Regions from separate parts of the Homo sapiens genome. Here regions 1, 2 and 3 are each linked to region 4. A link is a contact called in ENCODE Hi-C data. All regions are on one chromosome and are shown on one strand. The core of a region is the stretch at or near the end of the contact, and the rest is flanking DNA. Distances in the headings are between cores, read along the strand shown.

Region 1 (5,419 bases), core at 141-2,640, 500 kb after region 4:
AAGTGAGTGCATAGCCCTGGCATACTCAACAAGCTCCTGAAGCCACGCAGGAGACGGGCTTCAAAAGGAGACACTCCCTGTTTGGAATGAGTGCGTTCTTCTACACATGAAGTTCCCTGTGACCTAAGCAGCGTTTCAGACGCGTCTAGACACTTCAAGAACCCCTGGGAGCCTAGCGCCAGATCCAGCACACACACGGGCTTAGGCAGACGTGGCTCCACGGGCACTTTTCTCTGAGAGGCAGGGGAAGTGCACTCCCCGTCTTCTCTGGGTGATGAAGACAAAGAAACTCTGGACCACCCGCTGCCTCAACAACCTCAGAGATTCTGACTCTAAAGAGCCCCCCTCCTGTAAGTCCTCCAGCGGCCACAGCCGGTTACGAGCACCCACAGGCGGCTGTCACCAAAAGGTAAGCCCCACAGTGGGAAGGTCAGGATAGAGCAGGAGAACCGTTTAAACCGGGGCATCTGGCTGCCAACGGATGCTTCTGCCTTGGCAGGAGGCCGCATTAGGACGCGGTATTTGTTCAGGATCAAGGCCCCAGCTGTCTAATAAGTTCCAGAAAGGCTTGCAGGATTCGCGTGTTGTGACCCCACCCCCAGCCTTCGGGAGACGCCGGGACACTGGCCCCGCCACCCGACCTCGAGGCTCCCCCGCAGGGATCCCCCCAGGCTGGCGGGGAGGAGGCCCGCTGACGGGAGCCGCCCTGCTCCTCGGAGCTGGCACCTGCAGAGGTGGGCTGGGCGGCCGAGGGGGCGGCACCGCGGGGGCCGGGCCCGCCCCTCACCAAACACCGCCGGGCGCCCGCGCACAATCCCGCCGCCCTGGGAGCCCAGGGAGACCATTGTGCGGCCGGCTACGCTGGGGGAGGGTGGCGCGCGGGAAGGGGGCGCCTCGGGGGCGTCCGGGGTGAAGGCGCGGGCAGGGGATCTCGGGCCGGGTGTGCCCTGGGTGGGTTCTGGGCGGGGTCTGGGCGCCAGGCTCCGGGGCGCCCCGGGGCGGGGAGGGCACCGCAGGCCGGGGCTGTTGGCGGACGGGGGTCAGCGGGCTCGGGCGGGCGGCGGCCGCTACCTTTGGCGAGCGCCACGGTGGAGTTGTCGGTGTCGATGGTGTAGAGAATGCCCTCGTAGCGGATCTGCGCCTTGGAGATGAGGCTGATCTTGCTGCCCAGATACGGGGTGCCTGAGGAGCCGCTCATGGCGGCGGCCGGGGTGCGTCGGGCCGCGGTGGGGAAGGAGCGCCGGGCCGCGGCCCGCTCCGCCGCCGCGCGGTGGCCTGGCCGCCCGCTCCTGCGCTCCTCCGCCCGCCGCCGCCTCCGCCTGGGCGCCTCCTCGCCACCGCCCGAGGGGCCTGCGCGGGCACCGAGCGAACCAAGAAGGGGCGCGCGACTGGGGCTCTGAGAGGAGCGCGGGGGAGGAGGGGCCGCCGCAGCCACATCCGGGGCCTCGCGCCGCCACGCACCGCCACGCACCGCCCCTTCACGCTCGCCGCCCATTGGCTCGCCGCGCCCGCCGTCCTTTAAATATGGCCGGGCCGCCAGCTGGGGGGCGGGCCCTCGCGTCGTTCCTGCGCAGCAAGGCGCCGCTGGCCGGGGGCGGGTCTCCCCGGCGATCCGCCCCACCCTCGGCCGGCTCCCGGCGGGCCCCTCGCGGAGCTGGGAGCACGAGACTGAGCGGGCGGGGGGAGGGGTGGGAAGCGGCCCGGGAGGAGCGCGCGTGCGCGTGGGCGGGCGGCTGCGGTTTGCACGCTCAGTGGGCGGGACCGGGGAGGAGCGCCAGGCCCCGCCCGCGCGCGTGCCGGCGCCGCCCCGGACCCTGGGCGCCGCGAACACGGGGGCTTTGCCCCCTTGGCCTCAGTTTCCCCTCCTACAGAAGTGGGGTCCGGACGACTCCCCTATCTTGGGCCAGATGCGCCTATAGCCCTCACCCTCATGGGGGACCGGGGAGTGGCGGAGGCCCTGGGCGCCGGGTGTTCCCGGGCAGCCCCGGGACTCCCGCCCCAGTGCCCAGGTGCCGGCGGGGGGCGGGCGCGGCGGCAGCTCCCGGGAAGGCGGCGCTTCCGGCGTGGCAGCCTCTAAATATAACATGCTGAGCACACTTTCTCTTTTAATCCTGCCCCTCCTCCCAAAGCCTGCCGCAGCTTTCCATTTCCCTTAAAATAAATTCTGACTGGCTACCGGGGGCCTCGGAGCCTCCGCTCGTACCCGGGGCTGCGGCCCGGAGGCCTTGCCCACCTCCCCGGCCGTGGAGGAAGCTCGGCCGCCCGCCGTCGCTTAGCTGCGGGCCCTCCTCGCGTATACTCCGCGTGATTAGTGACCGAGGGCGCGCGGTGTGTGCTTTTTTTGCTTCCGTCTTGACCGTGAACATCATCAGATCACGGACCAATATTGGGTCCTGGAAAAAAAAAGTAGTGGGTGGTGACTATAAAAATGCAATAGGCTGGGCGCGGTGGCTCACGCCTGTAATCCCAACACTTTGGGAGGCGGAGGCGGGCGGATCACTTGAGGTGAGGAGTTCAAGACCAGCCTGGGCAAAATGGTGAAACCCTGTCTCTACTCTAAAAATACAAAAAAACTAGCCGGGCGTGGTGACAGACACGTGTAATCCCCAGCTACTCGGGAGTCTGAGGCAGGAGAATCGCTTGAGCCTGAGACGTGAAGATTGCAGTCAGCAGAGATCTCACCACTGCATTCCAGCCTGGGCGACAGAGCTAGACCCCGTCTCAAGAAAAATAATAATAAAAATGAAATAGAATAAGCTAGAAGATATCAGATGGCGTGGTGGGTGGCTCATGCCTGTAATCTCAGCACTCTGGGAGGCCGAAGCGGGAAGATCACTGGAGGCCAGGAGTTTGAGATCAGCCTGGGCGACATATGGAGACCCCATCTCTACAAAAAAAAAAAAAACTTTAAAAAAAATTGGGCGAGTGTGGGGGCACATACTTGTAGTTCCAGCTCCTGGGGAGGTGGAGGCAGAGGCGGGAGGATCACTTGAGCCCAGGAGTTGGAGGCTGCAATGAGCTGTGATTGGACTACTGCACGCAGGGGTGGCAGCAAGACCCTATTTCTAAAGGAAAAAAAGAAAATAATAGTATCTCGCATGGTGAAAGTAAGTATTATTTTGTGAAATATTTAATTCACCTGTTTGTGTAAGTGTGGACTTGGTAAGGACCTAGAATGTGTTTCTGACTATAATAAGAAGATCTTACCTGCCCTGCAGGGTAGACGCTGTGACTCCCCATTTGACAGAAGGGGAAACAGAGGCCCAGCACGGGGGAGTCACGCAGAGAAGTTGCAGTCTGGCCTGGTGGCATCCTCCACAGGCTTGGGGCCGCATCACACTGTCTCTTGTCTCTTCACAAAGGTGAAGCCAACCTGCTCCCACCAGAGCCCGGCAATGGCCAGTAAGAGAACAGTGATGAGTTTAAGGAAGGGGACACAGGAAGCAGAAGAGAAGAGGGAAAATTCAGTTTCATCTGCCAAGATTGACCTGTACATTCTAGAATTGCTTCTTGGCTCCTGGAACATCATATGCAGGAAGAGAACAGAGACAGCAAAGCCATGGAGTCAGCCCAGCTCAGGGAGGAGAGGTCTCCAGCGACTGGGGCATCTGGCCCTGGGAAGCGCGACCCAGACTCTCAGCTTCTCAACACAGCACATCCTTCCCCACTTGGATATACAGGGTGCACCTGTCAGGAGGAGGTGCCAACCAGGTCTCCTGAGTGAGCTGGCCTGGTGATCCCATGTGGAGTCAAAGTCCTTCTGTCCCCCCACCCCACCCCATTTTCCAAGTAAGGAAATCCAAGGTCACAAATCCTGTACTTCATGCCTCCTAGTTTCTGAGCCACAGGCTTCTGGCTGTGTTGGGGGTGGGGTGCATGCTTCACTAGCAGGAGCTGATTCTGCCTTGAAAAGGAGCTGGCCTCTGAGCCCCCGGACTGAAGGCAGGGAGGGTGCAGTTCCCAGAGACCTCCGAGTGCCTGCCCAGCCCGTGGGTGTGCAGCTGGTGGCTCCCTGAGAACATTAGCCACCCTGCAAATGCCCAGGAAGGCAGAGGCTAAAAATATACGTAGTGCCCAGGTCCAGGAATGCAGGCCCTGCCATTCATTCCTTGGTATCCTGCCCAAAGTGGAGGGCACTTGGGTGAGGTCTGAGAAGGCGACAGTTGTGCCAGGCCTAAGTCGACCTGGACGTTCACTGGCATGGCTTGTTTTCCAGGCTGGGGCACATGTATCCAGCACCTCCACTATAAGCAGCTCTTTACTGTGCACAGGTCTGAACAGCCCACCTGCCTGGTAATCACCAGGCTTTAGACCAGCGAGCCCAAGGATTTGGAGGAATGAGCTGGGGCTTCTGGGAAACCCTGGGCCACTTGGACTGCCTGCCTCAGTTTCTTCATTTGCCTGTCCATCTCACTGGTGTGCTTGAGGACCCCGGAAGATCATGCCTGTGAAGGGCTTTGAGAGTAACCAGGGGCTATTCTGGAGGAACGTGTAGGAACTGGGTGTGCTGAGGGCACTGGGAGGGCCATAGGGACAGCTGGAGAGGTTTCTGCTGCAGCCACAAGCCACTCATTACGTGCTTGCTCTGTGTATGTAGGAGCATGCCGTGGTCCCCAGTGACAGGTGGGGAGACATGGAGTAAGGACCCTGCTCCACGTTGCATCACCAGTCTAGCTGGGGTGGCACAGGCCAGCATCCTGCAGCAGGTAAGGGTGCCCCACCACAGAAAACCATCCTGTGACTCTAATGTTCCCCTGAGCAAGAATGACTGGCACAGCCATTGATCTCACAGGTGTCATTGCTCAGTAGGCGCCACACAAAACAGCTGAGTTAATTCAGAGGGCGTTAACGATGGGTGGTCCACAGATAAGTCAGTGGTCTGAAGTGTGGCCACGTGCTGGTGAGACAGGACTCAACCGTCCCCGTCCCCTCATTCAGGATCTGGCGCAGGAGAGGGGATTGGGGAGGCCCTGCAGGCCTCAGGCCCCCTCCCCCGAGGAAGACCCTCCAACCGCACAGGTGCAACAGCACCAGCCTGAAGGGAGCTGAGGAGGGCACAGGTGTGCCGTGTGGGGAGGCTCAGGGCCAGCTTTGCTAGGAGGACTTCCGGGCAGGGAATGGGACAGTGAGGCCCAGGGAGGGTGTTCGGGGCACAGGGACCCACAGGTGGCTGGACAGTAAGGTGAGGAGGGAGGGCTGAGTTGATCCTGTACCATCAGGAATTCTCATGGAGGTCTGACCTGCTCTCTGTGAATCCAGTTAAAATCCATTTCCTCCTGCATGGGGCTCTGCAGGGCTGTTTTCCCGGGAGGCTGGATGAGCACCAGTGGGTTGAAGTTCAGGCATCCTCAGACCCTCTTCCCTCTTCCCATCCATCTCCCCCTCCTGCCTCCTGTCCCCCTTCCACCTCCCTTTCTCC
Region 2 (3,783 bases), core at 400-2,899, 290 kb after region 4:
CCTGGCCTACCGTGACACCCGCTCCGCTCTGCAGTGTGTGGCTGCAGCCCTGCAGGAACCTTGCCCGAGGGCTGCGATGAGGCCGGCCGCTGCCTATGCCAGCCTGAGTTTGCTGGACCTCATTGTGACCGGTGCCGCCCTGGCTACCATGGTTTCCCCAACTGCCAAGGTGAGCAGAGGGTCAGGGCAGGAAGGGGTTCTGCCACCCACATGGCGCCAGGGCCTGACCCCATTGTCCCTCTGCAGCATGCACCTGCGACCCTCGGGGAGCCCTGGACCAGCTCTGTGGGGCGGGAGGTTTGTGCCGCTGCCGCCCCGGCTACACAGGCACTGCCTGCCAGGAATGCAGCCCCGGCTTTCACGGCTTCCCCAGCTGTGTCCGTGAGTGCCTAGGGAGGAAGTGGTGGGGAGGCAGGTGCAGTCTCCACTGCGTGCCCACAGCTATCCTTGTCTGCAGCCTGCCACTGCTCTGCTGAAGGCTCCCTGCACGCAGCCTGTGACCCCCGGAGTGGGCAGTGCAGCTGCCGGCCCCGTGTGACGGGGCTGCGGTGTGACACATGTGTGCCCGGTGCCTACAACTTCCCCTACTGCGAAGGTGAGCAGGCAGGTGGCTGTGTGCACCAGGTGCCGGGCCTGTGTGTGGGTCTGTGCTGTTCACACGCTGCCTGCCTTCCTGTGAGGCTGTTCACGTGCATCTTGCTGTGTGTACTGCGACTGCGTCCCCACGCTCTGTGTTCGCACCTTGTTCACATGCCGTGCAGGGGTGTCCGCGTACTGCCCGTGTCTGCGTGCTGTGCATCCGCGCCTGTCGTGTCTCGTATGGGTGCATGTGTTGCGTTCTGTGTGTGTACGGGTGTCATGTGTTGCTTGTGTGGGTGTGTGTGTCACCTAAGTGTGGGTGCCTGTGTCACGTAAGTGGGTTTGTGTGTCACGTGGGTGCATGTGTTGCGTGTCGCATGTGGGCGCGTGTCGCATAAGTGGGTGCGCGTATCGCATAAGTGGGTGCGCGTATCGCGTGTCTCAAGTGTGGGTGTGCGTGTTCATGTCCTTTCACGGGCGTGTGGGTGTGTTAGTGCACGTGTAGTGGGTGCATCTTCACGTGCGTTTGTGTGCTTGTTCAGACGTGTGTCACACACTGCGTGTGGAATGTACACGGGTACCCCACGCGGTGCACGTTTGCGTGCATGTCCATGAGCAGGTGCTGTGTGGTGGGATGGCACGTCCGTTGCTGCGGAGGGAGCAGGGAGGTGCGTGTTTTCAGGCCGTCCATGTGGATGAGAGGCACCTGTGCTGGTCCTCAGCTCCTGTGGGACCGTGGGTTCTGGCTGGGCCTGGGACACCCTTGGCCTTCCGGGTTGGTCACTGGGAAATGACCGAGGCATGGTCCTCTCTTCACAGCTGGCTCTTGCCACCCTGCCGGTCTGGCCCCAGTGGATCCTGCCCTTCCTGAGGTGAGCCCAAGTCTGCTCGTGTGTGGGAGATGGGTGAGGACCCAGGCCAAGCTAAAAGTCCCGAGTCCGGTGAGACCAGGGCTTCCTGCCTGCTGCTCAGTTGCCATGGCAACCCCAGGGCCTGTCTGCTCCTTAGGCTGGTCCTCTGCCCCCACTGCAGGTGACTCCTGTGAGTCACAGGTGAGGGCCCTCAGCCCTCACCACCCCTTGTCAGGGCTCTATGGCTCTATGGTTTGTGGGTGGGAGAGCAGGGCGCCCGCTCTGACCTGCAGTCTTGTCCTCTCCCAGGCACAGGTTCCCTGTATGTGCCGGGCTCACGTGGAGGGGCCGAGCTGTGACCGCTGCAAACCTGGGTTCTGGGGACTGAGCCCCAGCAACCCCGAGGGCTGTACCCGTGAGTGTGCCCTGGAGTATTGGGGTACAGGGGTTCCTTGGGGAACTGTGCCCACAAGTATATCCTGGAGGGAGTGTTGGGGTGCAGGGTTCCTGGAGGGGCTGGAGCCAGTGAGTGTGCCCTGGAGGGAGTGGTGGGATATGGGGTTCCTCGGGGATTGTACCCATGAGTGTGCCCTGAAGGGAATGTTGGGGTGCGGGGTTCCTCAGGGGGGCTGCGAGTGTGCCCTGAGGGAGTATTGGGGGTATGAGGGTTCCTTGGGGGGCTAGAGCCTGTGAGTGTGCCCTAAAGGGAGTATTGGGGTATAGGGGTTCCTCGGAGGGGCTGCACCTGTGAGTGTGCCCTGGAGGGAGTGTTGGGGTGTGGGGTTCCTCAGGGGATGGCACCCATGAGTGTGTCCTGGAGGGAGTGTTGGGGTGTGGGGTTCCTCGGGATTGCACCCATGAGTGTGTCCTGGAGGGAATGTTGGGGTGCAGGGGTTCCTGGGGGGGTACTGGAGTCCATGAGGGTGTCCTGGAGGGAATGTTGGGGTGCAGGGGGTTCCTGCGTGGGACTGGAGTCCATGAGTGTGCCCTGGAGAGAGTGTTGGGGTACGGGGTTTCCTCGGGGTGCTGGAGCCTGTGAGTGTGCTCTGGAGGGGGTGTTAGTGTGTGGGGGTTCCTCGGAGGGGCTGCACCCGTGAGTGTGCCCTGGAGGGAATGTTGGGGTGTGGAGTTCCTCAGGGGATTGTACCCATGAGGGTGTCCTGGAGGGAGTGTTGGGGTACAGGGGTTCCTGGGGGGGGGCTGGAGTCTGAGTGTGCTCTAGAGGGAGTATTGGGGTATGGGATTTCCTTGGGGGGCTGGAGCCTATAGTGTGCTCTGGAGGGAGTGTTGGGGTATAGGGGTTCCTTGGGGAACTGTACCTGCAAGTGTATCCTAGAGGGAGTGTCAGGGTGCAGGGGCTCCTGGGGGTGCTGGAGCCTGTGAGTGTGCCCTGGAGGGGGTGTTAGGGTGTGGGGGTTCCTCGGGGGGCTGGAGCCAGGCTCTCCTGCCCCACCAAGCATCTGAGTCCTGCCCTGCTCTCCCCAGGCTGCAGCTGCGACCTCAGGGGCACACTGGGTGGAGTTGCTGAGTGCCAGCCGGTGAGTCTGAGGACCAAGGTGTGGGGGATTTGGGGGCACACTGGTCAGGACCCTCCCCTGCCCCACTTCACCTCCTCCCTTGGCCCCCAGGGCACCGGCCAGTGCTTCTGCAAGCCCCACGTGTGCGGCCAGGCCTGCGCGTCCTGCAAGGATGGCTTCTTTGGACTGGATCAGGCTGACTATTTTGGCTGCCGCAGTGAGTGCCCACTCGCTCGTCCCAGACCACAGCCCTGCCTCCCCTCGGTTTATGCTGGGGAACCCAAGGCCCGGAGGGACAAGTGCAGCCTGGGCAGCATGAAGCCCGGGTGATGGATGGCTGCCCCTTGGTGCCAGCCTGTGCCAGGGTGTGGGAGAGGGGGTGCAGCTCCCACCCAGATGCGTGGCTTCCTCTCCCCTGTCCTACACCTGGGCAGACGGCACTAACAGATCCCAGCGCCCTCACCCTCGCCCTCGCCCTCGCCCTGAGCCCTGAGCCCTGAGCCCTGACTCTCCATCATCCAGAGAGCCCCAGGCAGGCTTCTCAGTCTGGCTGTGAGGGGCCCCTGAGGCTGGGTGGGGGCCAGGCAGCCTCTGACCTCCCACCTTCTCCCTGCAGGCTGCCGGTGTGACATTGGCGGTGCACTGGGCCAGAGCTGTGAACCGAGGACGGGCGTCTGCCGGTGCCGCCCCAACACCCAGGGCCCCACCTGCAGCGAGTGGGTACCCCTTCCCCACTGGGTGGTGGGGAGCGGGGCAGGCAGCTTGTCCTCCGGGCCTCTCCGTGTCCCTCACCATGGGCCCACGTGAGGCCTCACCCTCCCTGGAGACCCGGGGCC
Region 3 (4,739 bases), core at 1,903-4,402, 390 kb after region 4:
CACTGAAGGCAGGAGCCAGTGGGAACCCACCCAGGACCCAAGAGCCCTGGTCTGGCGCACCACCTTCGCAAAGATGCTGTGACTCAGGAAGGCACGGCGCCAGCTGTGCCTGCACGGCCAGACAAGACATGGCTTGCATGGGGACATTAAAGAAATCACCTTGAGGAGATGGCAGCTTCCCTGCTTGAAGACAGCATAAGAACCTAAAATGTGTCAACAATTCCCTTATACAAAATGTCACTTTTGTAATTGGCTGAATGTACTAAAACTTTAAAAGTCGAGCAAGCTTTAATGACAAATCCAAGACCCAAAATTAGCCAGGTGTGGTGGCGGGCGCCTGTAGTCCCAGCTACTTGGGAGGCTGAGGCAGGAGAATGGTGTGAACCCGGGAGGCAGAGCTTGCAGTGAGCTGAGTTCGCGTTTGCAGTGAGCCGAGTTCGCGCCACTGCACTCCAGCCTGGGCGACAGAGCGAGACTCCATCTCAAAAAAAAAAAAATTCCAAGACCCATCTGCTGGCATCTCCTGGACGGCACAGAGGAGAGACACTGGGATGAAAGTCAAGTGGCATTTTTTTCACATTCAAACAGCACCTCTCATTAACATGTGGAACACAGCAGAGTCTGACCCTCTCAACGCACTCGAGGCGTGGAAGAAAAATGTCCTACGTGTGTACTCTAAGGCAGTGTGTGAAGTCCCCTGGAACTGAACTCAGAACGGAGACCTCAGAGTCTGGACTGTACGCCTGTCAGCACCCATGCCCCTCAGTCCTCCCTCTTCACACAGAGACCACCACTGAATCTGCCAGTAACAAAGGAGCTGGGTGGCAGGGAAGGTATTCTGGCAAAATCCTGAATGGTCAAACGGTAAATTACTTTATTTCAGAAAAAATGAAATGGCTTTGTAAACACTCAGGCTCACAAAAAAGAAAGTCTATTAGTTCTATATGTAGCAAAATCCCGAAATTCTGACACAGAGTAATGCAGCATGATTAGAATATTCTAAACGAAAATGTTAAATGAAAATCTTGATATTAAAAGGCAGTACAGGGTAGTGTTTAAGAGTGTGAACCCTGGAGCCTGGGTTCAAATCCATATTTCATAATTTACTGCTGTGTGGTTTAGGTAAGTTACTTAACCTCTCTGTTCCTTAGCTTCCTCATGAATGAACTAAGGATAATGTCAGTACCTGCCCAGTGGACTGTTGTGAAGATCACACAAAGAAAGTGAATACGACATGCTCGTAACAGTCCTGGAACAATCATTATTAAATATTATCGTCTGCTGGGGTAAGAGCTGTCATTAATAGATGGACACATGAAGAAAACAGGGTAAATTCTATGAGGGAGACTCAGTCACTCACTCACTCATTGCCACATTCTAAAAGACGACACTGTGGCAGGCACTGGGCTGGGCAGGGAGGAAGTGCCACCGACAAAGTTCCTGTCCTCAACAAGGGGAAGGTAACTGGCATTCCGGGGTGCGCACTAGGTGTCAGAGACTGTGGTAGAAAATGATTTCATGGCAGGGCGCGGTGGCTCGCACCTGGAATCCTAGCACTTTGGGAGGCTGAGGCAGGCGGATCCCTTGAGGTTAGGAGTTCGAGACCAGCCTGGCCAACATGGTAAAACCCCATCTCTACTAAAAATAAAAAAATTAGGCGGGCGTGGTGGCCGGCGCCTGTGGTCCCAGCTAGATGGGAGGCTAAGGCAGGAGAATGGCTTGAAGCCGGGAGACGGAGGTGGCAGTGAGTCAAGATCGCACCACTGCACTCCAGCCTGGGCAACAAAGCGAGACTCCATCTCAAAACATAAAACAAGAAAATGATCTCGTTTGCTTCTCTTATCAGCAAAGTGCTACATGTCCGGATGAAGGAGTTGAGGCTGACAGCCAGAAAAGAGGCCATGGGCACGAGTTAGGAAGGGCAGCAGGGACGGCCGTGGCTTCCCAGCATGTGGCCCCTGCACCAGTTCCGGGCTCCTCAACTCTCCGCTGTCCTCACCACACATCCAGCTGGTGGGAAGGCCGCACAGCACCCAGCCAGGCCCACAGCAGGCATTCGAGAAACGTCTATCCAACCAAACCGAATGGGACCCCTTCTCCAGGTGTTCCGGGCAGTCATCCCAAAGCTGCCGGAGCCAGGCTAGGCCAGGGCCTGTCCTAGAGGACGGTTCAGATAGAAACGCCCCTGGGAGGTGACCCTCACCCCAGGAGAGCCTGCAACACCCCGACACCCACTGCCTCGTCGCCGGTCCTCCCATGAAGCGGGGAGGCTGAGGTGCTGTGACGACCTAACAGTCTTGGTCTGGGCTTATAAACTTGGAAAGTCTAAAGACGTATTCTTCTGAGTACCAAAATATAACTGGCGAAAGAAGGAACCTCTTAAAATTACATTACCAAAGATAGGTTTTAGGTAGCAAGTTCTCAACCGTGTGTAGTCTGCTAAGATTTATAAATTAAAAACAAAAACAGAGCCCAGGGGAACGGACAAGGGCTCGCGGGCACCCTCCCCGGGACGACGTGCACACAGGCCTGCGGGACAAGAAGGCCAGGGTCGGAGTGGGACTGCGTCTCCCTGCCCTTCTTCCCGGCGGAACTCGCCCTCCTCACCTACAGGATCGCCCTAAATGCGCACGAAATCCTTCCCTGTTCCCGGTGAGGTGGTGAGAGAGGGCGAGGCCGCGAGCAGGTGCGCCCGTCCCCACTTCCTGCTCAGCGGGGCAGCAGGGGGGCTGGGGATCTCGGGGGGGCCGGGCCGGGGGTCCCGGGATCGCAGTTGCCGGGCGACCGCAGGGGGAAGGGTGCGGGGGCCGCGGGACCCAGGCCCAGGCCCCACGCCCGGCCGGAACTTTCCTCCCAAAGTTTCCCCGGGGCGCCAGGCTGCGGCCTAGGCCGGGCGCGCCTCCCAGTGGGGGTCGAGGCCGGGGCCGGGGCCGGGGCTGGAGGCGGCCTGCGGACCCGGGTCCTGCCCGGCCCGCCCTCCCCTCCCCGCCCCGGCTCCAGCCCCAGCCCGCGGCCCAGGCCCCGCAGCTCGCCGGGGTCCCGGGCCTTCGCGTGGCGGCGGCGGGGGCCACTCACCTGGACGCGGGTCCCTCGGTTGCCGGCCGAGCTCACTGCCGCCCCGCCCCCGCCCCGTAGGCCCGCGACCCACTGACACCGAGGCGGAAGTGCGGCCCGCCGCCTCGCCGACTGACAGCCCGCGCCCGCCACTCGCTGCGCCCGGCGCCGCCGCGTCGGCCGCTGCCTGCCCAATCAGCGCCCGGCCCGAGGCTCGCGCCGGGGGGTGGGACTATGCTAATCCCTTCGCGAAGGGCCTCTACCTGTGCCCCCTCAGAGCCCCGCCCACGCAGCGGAGTGACGGCAAGGACAGCCAGTCACAGCAGGAGAGAGGCGGGGTTATGCCGCCCCTGAGCCAAAAGGGGAGGGAGGCAAGGAGGAAAGGGCGTGGCTGCAGAGAGCAGAGTTGACAAACAGTGAGTCAGGTGGCCCGGGGCGTGGGTGCTCCGCCCTCAGGTGCACTGCGTCCTGGCGGCAGTGCGGGCCTGCGAGGCTACCCAAAGCCCTGGGGGCTTTTTCCTACAAATGCTGGGGACCGTGCGATAGCTGGGGCGTAGCTGCTTCCACTGTCCTACCAAATCCTGAATATCGTCCACCTCCTTTGCATGCCATTCACCGCCAACCAAAATCCAGCGCCAATTTACCCCTCCAGCTGCATCCCCGACCGTTTCACCACCATACTTAAAACCCTTTGGACTCCCACTGACCTACAGTGGCTCCAGGGTTAAGCCCAGAAGTTCTGGAATCAGACCTGGAGCTTGCATTCTTTACCAGCTGTGTGGATTTGGACAAATTAATTAACCTCTCTGAGTCTGTGATCACTCAGTTTCATCTGCAAACCAGGGTTCCCCTGTCAACATCTCATTGAAGTCATGGGTCTGGTTTGAGGTGAGTGGAGTGGCATAAACCAGGCTGGCTACATAGTCACAGCAGTTGGTTTAGGGGTCAGCCTGTGACCCAGTTCTAGCCAAAGAGGCTCAGTCCTGGGACTTTTGCTGTAGGGTCAGAGTTCAGACCGGAGGGGAGGCTGAAGTCAAATGACTCTCCCATCTGCCCACAGACCTCTCCAGAGCTGGGTTAGGTGAGAGAGGGAAGGGGCCAGTCTTCCACATCTCACTACCCGAGAACAGGGCTGCACGAGAATGAAGCCAGCCCAGAGGAAAGCCGGAGCAACCACGGCCGGGTCACGTGGACCCTGCTGCACCTCAGCAGGTCCTTTCCTTGACTTTTCAGTTACGTGAACCACATGCTTGTTTCTGCTTCAGCCCATTTGAGGTAAAGCCAAGAGTCCTGGGCTTCCTGTGGCCTTGAGAGCTCTGGCAGATGACCCGTGACCCCGCAGTGCGTCCTGCAGCAAAGCCAGCCCCCGTTGGGCCTCTGCACCCCCTCCTCAGGCCTTGTCTCCCCACTTCCAGGCTGCCCCTAGCAGGGCCATGGAGGCAGGGACAGGCCTTTGCCCCATCTGTGGCCCCGTGGCAGACGTGGGTACTCTCTATAAATTTCAGGGCATGAGTGAGCCAATGAACGTGGCCTCTGTGGCAGGGGTGGGGCCCAGGCCACATCTCTGGGCCCAGCAGGGCCGTTCTCCCCCACCCCAGGGGCTGGCCCCACTCACTGGTGGGCCACTGTCAGTCGGCGCCACTAGAGACGTGCCGGGACCAGGAAGGAGCTGGCTGAGCCTCTCC
Region 4 (4,870 bases), core at 1,855-4,354:
TGCTGGTGAAAGTGACCGTGGGCTGGAAGAGCAGGAGGGGGAGGGGGTGTTGGCACATTGCTTGTACCCTGGGGCTGCCAGCAGTGCCCAGGGAGCTTGAGGAGAGGCTATGACCTCTCCCTGGTGCCCCTCTGCCTGGGAGGTCAGTCCAGAGGCCAACACATGCTCAACGTCAGGAGGAAGCCCCTGGGTCCTGCCAACCCCACAGGCAGCCTGGGAGGCTGCACCCCGGGTGGTCCAGTGGATGAGGCAAGAGTGTGGGGGCGCCTCCTGCCCTGGGTTGGGACTGCGGTGGGGAAGGCCAGCTCGGTCTGGGAGCAGGCACAGCAGGCGGGAGCAGTGGCACCGCAGGGCAGGACTGTTCAGGAAGACGCCTGCCGGGTCACACCTCGAGGGCACCCGTCCCTGCCCTTCCTCTGGTTTCCCCCCTCAGAGCCTCAGCTTCCTAGCTCTGAAGGCAGCGGGACTGAACTGTGACCCAGAACCCCAGTAAGTAAGACACATATGAGCAGAACCACTGTGGTACACAACCCTGCCGGCCCCTTCCCCAGGCCCACAGACCCGCCCCAGGCACTGCAGGGCCAGTCTGGAATCCCTAAGGACCTGCACACCCAGTGTGAGGCCTTGGCGGGTCCTGAGGTGTCTGGAGCTGGAGGGAAGGTGCTGCGAAGGGAAAGGCACCCAGAGGGGGCTCCGGGGACAGAATGGGCTGCCTTGCAATTCACAGTGCCACCCACTCCATTGTCCGTCGGCTTGTCGCTCTGAACCAAGCAGCCCCTATGGGACCCTAGTGCGGCTCCACTGTGCCCTTGCTCATGCCTCGTTCCAGCTGAGATGCCCACGAGGGGCCGCCGCGCCTGCGGGACATGGGGTCCGGCCAAGTCAATGCTCCACCTGCCTCCAGAGGGTGAGACTTCCTGGGGATCCCGAGGCTGCTCCCATTTCATGGAGCCATGTTTTTCTTGTCTCTTCCGACGTCCCACATCACAACCCGTGTCCAGGCCCAGATGCCCCCGGCAGTGTGCGCACGTGCCCTGCTGAGGCTGGGGGCCGCTCCTCTCTCCGCGGCTTGGCATGGCTCTCCCGGGCTGACCACACCCTGGGCAGGGCCGGGCCCAGTGGTCGCCTGGCATGGCAGCTCACTCAGCCTGCAGCATGGTGCCCTGGCACAGCAGCTCAGCCTACAGCACGGTGCCCGCCACCCTCCATGGCCCCCTTGGCTGTGTCTTGTCTTGGTTCACGCAGCATTATCTTACAAGCTAAGGAATGAAAGGGTTGGAATTTCGCGGGGCTTGGTGGTGTGATGTGACTGTGATGATGAAGGAACATGCTCCTTGGCCACACGGAGGACACGGGAGAGCCACCTCTGGCCTGCGCCCACCCGCCCATCCTCGTGCAATGGCCCTGCTTGACTCAGCATTCGGAGGCCCGGGCCGCGTCGCTGCAGCCTCGTGCCAGTTCTTCCTCCACATCCCAGAGCATCACTGTGAACGGAAAAACCGAGCTCATCCCTGGGCCTTGGATTCACGTGTTTTTTTGCCGTCATTTGTGGGGAGGGAAAGCAAAGGCTGAGGTCTCTGTGTGCCTGAACCCGGAGCCCGTGCCTGGGCACACGCTCACCTGCCTGGTCCGGTCACTGCAGGCTCCGTCCAGGCCGACTCAGGTGACTCTCGGGAGCACAGGCTGCTGTTGTTCCCAGGACCCTGGCACTCCTTACAAAGACTTACTGAGTGGACAGCCTTGTTCCTCCCTCGAGTGGGGCGGACGTGCCCTTCCTCTCTGAGTAGACTAGGGGTTTGCTCTGTCCTTTTAAGCACCGAGTTCCGGCACAGTCTGCTCTTTCGGTAAAACTGGCAGAAGTGTGGTTGGATGGTCGTTTCCCTTTTTTGATGATGACATCTTTGGATAATAAAGAGCTTCTCCTAAAAATATCCAAATACAGAAGTACCTGGAAGCTGCTTAGGAGACAGGCTGGGCTCCTGGTCCTTCTGGGCCTCATCCTGGCTCTGAGGTGTGTCCATCAACACAGACAGATCAGGCCCCACAGCAGCCAGGGCCCTGGTCCCGCGTCCCTGCACGGGCCCCCGCGGGCACCACCTGGAGGCTGCAGGTGTCGCTGCCAGGGCCAGGGTGCACTGCACACTGGGTCCCAGGGGTCTCCACTAGAGGTGACACGCGGCCCTTCCAGCCACTTTCCATGGGCCCAAGCAGCCATGCGTGCCCCCCTACCCCTGGGGGAAGTCAAATCCTGCCCCTTGCTCTCAAGGAAGGGCAGGAATATAGGATCAATGTGGGAGGCTTTTGTCTTGGTTTGGGTCTGGTTTCATTTCAGGGGAAGCCACACTCCCTCTCATCTCCACAGTGGCTGGAGTCCTGCGACCTCAGGGCCGAGAGGAGACCCGGGCGGGATCATCACAGCTTCCCAGGTGCTCCTGCCAAGGTCAGCGGGGAGCGGGTGGCCTCCTGCAGCCCCTGCCCCTCTGGCGGGGATCCTGAGTCCTTGGCCTGTTGTGCTGCCTGCCCTGGAACGTTCTGTCCCTTGCAGATGCTGGTGGGGCGTGGCCAGACACACCCCTGATCTGCAGGTGGGAGGGGCCCCGACCACTGCTCCCCACAGCCCCGCCCCTGAGGCTGAGTGAAGTCATGCTCTGGGCGGTTGTGACTTCTGGTCCGGTAGAAACATTTCTGGTTGAGCTATCAGTGGCTGAAGGTCCTTCCTGCCCTGGAGAGGAAAATTTCAACCCTGGAAAATTACCAGGGCAGGCGGCCAGGGAAGTTTCTGCCCTGGGGCGGTGGTTTGAGAGTGAAGTTTCCTGGGCTGGTCTCAGCCTGCAGGGGAAGCACTGGCTCCCAGGAACTTTGACAAGCCCAACTCCCCTGGTTCTCTGGAGGCCAGGAAAGCTGTCCAAGGCTTTCCCGACGTGGGCAGGAACCAGTCATTGTCACAGGGAAGCATGGCCTTTGGGACAGGTGCAGGCTGTTAGCTGTGTGTTCAGAAGGCACGTAGACTCCTTCCAGCAAGCGTAGCCTCACCCACCTGACTCACGCCTTCATGGCGCCAGCTCCCCTCCCCCAGCCCCTTTAGGGAAACTTTTCAGAGCACCCGGAAGCCAGGCAAATACCAAGGGAGGGTTAAATACCCATTAAATCATTAAAGCAGAAAACACATCTCCTCCTTCGTCCCACCCCTCCTCTTCACGCACACCCCCTCTCTGTGGGTGGAGGGCACCTGACCCCCTCCGGGTCTCTCTGCCGCTGCTGGGACTCCCAGGCCTGTGCCACACGTGCCAGCACACACCTCAGGCTCCACGGGCCCTGGGAAGGCTCTGAAGTGCTCCAGAGGAGACACAATTAGGAAGCCATGCCCAGCTCCGCTCTGAGTGAACCACAGAAAACTTCACTGATGGAACCAAAACCACCCGGGCAGCCCTTTGGCTGTGGAGGACGGTGTGAACGTCCGCGGCCTCGGAGGCTGTGGAGGGAGGACGGTGTGTACGTCCGTGGCCTCGGAGGTCCCAGCTCAACCAGGTCAGGCTGCTCTTCCCGCCTGTTGGGACTGATGGGCCTGCCATAGGCCCTGGAGCCAAGGCCACCTCCGAGGCTGGGGAGCGTCACACGGCAGGCACTGTTGAGGCCGCCTCCCCTGGTGACCGAGTGGCGTCCCCGGGAGGTGACCGCCCAGGAGGCAGCACCAGCCTGCCTGGCACTTACATGGCCCCAACCCAACCAGTTGGGCCGTCGCAAGGGCCAGCACCCAGGCAGCACTGGGCCTCGGCTTGTTCACCTGTAAAGCGGGGGACACCAGGACTGTGAGGAGCAGGGGGACGACTCTATAGAGAGCCCAGAGCAGCGTGAGCCGTGGGCCAGGGCTGCCTCCGGGCCGGACTCCCACGGTGGCTTCTAAGTTAGAAACATGCAGGAGACCACGTCGTTTCCTGCTGGGAACCTCCCGAGGCTCCTGGGGCCTCAGAGTGAGACCTGCACTCCTTTTCTCGAAGGCCGGGTGAGTTTCGGGGGCTGCAGTAACAGCCCCAGCGAAGGGCCGACACAGCTCACAGGTCACCTTACAGTTCTGGAGGCAGAGGACTGAACTGGGGCACCAGGAGCCAGCAGGAATGAGCTCCTTCCGGAGGCTTTAAGGCAAAATCCATGTCCCTGTCTTTCCCACCTGCATTTCCTTGGCTCAAGCCCTTGCTTGCAGCCCTCAGACCTCTACGCCCCTCCTCTGCCTCGGACCTCTACGCCCCTCCTCTGCCTCGGACCTCTACGCCCCTCCTCTGCCTCGGACCTCTACTCCCCTCCTCTGCCTCGGACCTCTACTCCCCTCCTCTGCCTCCGACCCTCCTGCCTCCTTCCTAGATGGCCCTGGTGATTATACTGGGCTCACCCGGATAATTCAGGCTCCTCTCCCATTCTAAGGTTCTGAACTCCTTTGCCAAGTAAGGTGACAGTCACAGACTTGGGGGATTAGGACATGGTTGTCACGGGGGCTGCCATCCAACCTGCCTGGAGGGCATTCCTGCTCGGAGGACCTCCTCCCGTGCGTGGTCTCCCCTGATGCTGGCTTTTGCCCCCATGGTCTCTGCTTCCCAAAGCTTTCCCTCCGCCTCAGCCCCAGCTGTCCTCCCCACTCTCAGGGTCCTGGCCCCAGGTCCTTTCCCCAGAGGCCAGCCTGGCTGCCGGGACTGCTCCCATGAGCTCCTTGTCAATGCAGTGTCTGTTGGCCTGCAATCCACCCTTTCCCCATAGACTGAAGTGGCACCCAGGCAGGACAGCCCCCCTCATCCCCGAGGAGTGCCAGGGTTGGGGCACGTGTGCCAAGGAGCCCAGACCTGCCCAGAGCCAGACCGGCTCCTCTTCCTGCCCCTGG

Evidence for each region. Hi-C counts contacts between places; a loop is a spot of excess contacts on that map. Pooled maps may share reads with other maps.
Region 1: a pooled map shows a loop between it and region 4 (9-fold over the local background). The contact joins the promoter of LSM14B here to the enhancer-like site in region 4. A Hi-C loop is called at or near these places in 4 of 37 single-sample maps with no recorded cell type and 9 of 50 pooled maps.
Region 2: a pooled map shows a loop between it and region 4 (11-fold over the local background). The contact joins two enhancer-like sites. A Hi-C loop is called at or near these places in 4 of 37 single-sample maps with no recorded cell type and 6 of 50 pooled maps.
Region 3: a loop to region 4 is called in a pooled map, with 15 times the contacts of the local background. The contact joins the promoter of OSBPL2 here to the enhancer-like site in region 4. A Hi-C loop is called at or near these places in 6 of 37 single-sample maps with no recorded cell type and 9 of 50 pooled maps.

What each region holds. Positions count from the first base shown.
Region 1 is chr20:62,118,446-62,123,864 of GRCh38, reverse strand. It overlaps LSM14B (LSM family member 14B), which reads right to left and starts at 1,390. Exons shown (of 9, transcript NM_144703.3): 1 at 1,072-1,390. The coding sequence starts at 1,198. It overlaps LOC105372706 (a long non-coding RNA gene), which reads left to right and starts at 181. Exons shown (of 3, transcript XR_936963.2): 1 at 181-409. RefSeq lists enhancers at 1-501, 502-1,190, 1,191-1,878 and silencers at 542-1,081, 1,242-2,331.
Region 2 is chr20:62,334,402-62,338,184 of GRCh38, reverse strand. It overlaps LAMA5 (laminin subunit alpha 5), which reads left to right. Exons shown (of 80, transcript NM_005560.6): 14 at 35-169; 15 at 247-381; 16 at 458-595; 17 at 1,399-1,451; 18 at 1,740-1,845; 19 at 2,916-2,968; 20 at 3,059-3,164; 21 at 3,564-3,663. Among named protein-coding and RNA genes, the nearest start is that of MIR4758, 3.7 kb to the right of the region's middle. Within about 2 kb of position 1,649, at least 2 of the 41 ENCODE cell types and tissues checked have a DNase peak (open chromatin) inside an H3K27ac peak, as active enhancers do.
Region 3 is chr20:62,236,934-62,241,672 of GRCh38, reverse strand. It overlaps OSBPL2 (oxysterol binding protein like 2), which reads right to left and starts at 3,152. Exons shown (of 14, transcript NM_144498.4): 1 at 3,076-3,152. RefSeq lists an enhancer at 1,403-2,327 and a silencer at 3,025-3,424.
Region 4 is chr20:62,621,810-62,626,679 of GRCh38, reverse strand. No RefSeq gene overlaps it. Among named protein-coding and RNA genes, the nearest start is that of SLCO4A1, 18 kb to the left of the region's middle. RefSeq lists enhancers at 1,841-1,890, 2,151-2,510 and a silencer at 2,021-2,110. Within about 2 kb of position 3,104, at least 38 of the 41 ENCODE cell types and tissues checked have a DNase peak (open chromatin) inside an H3K27ac peak, as active enhancers do.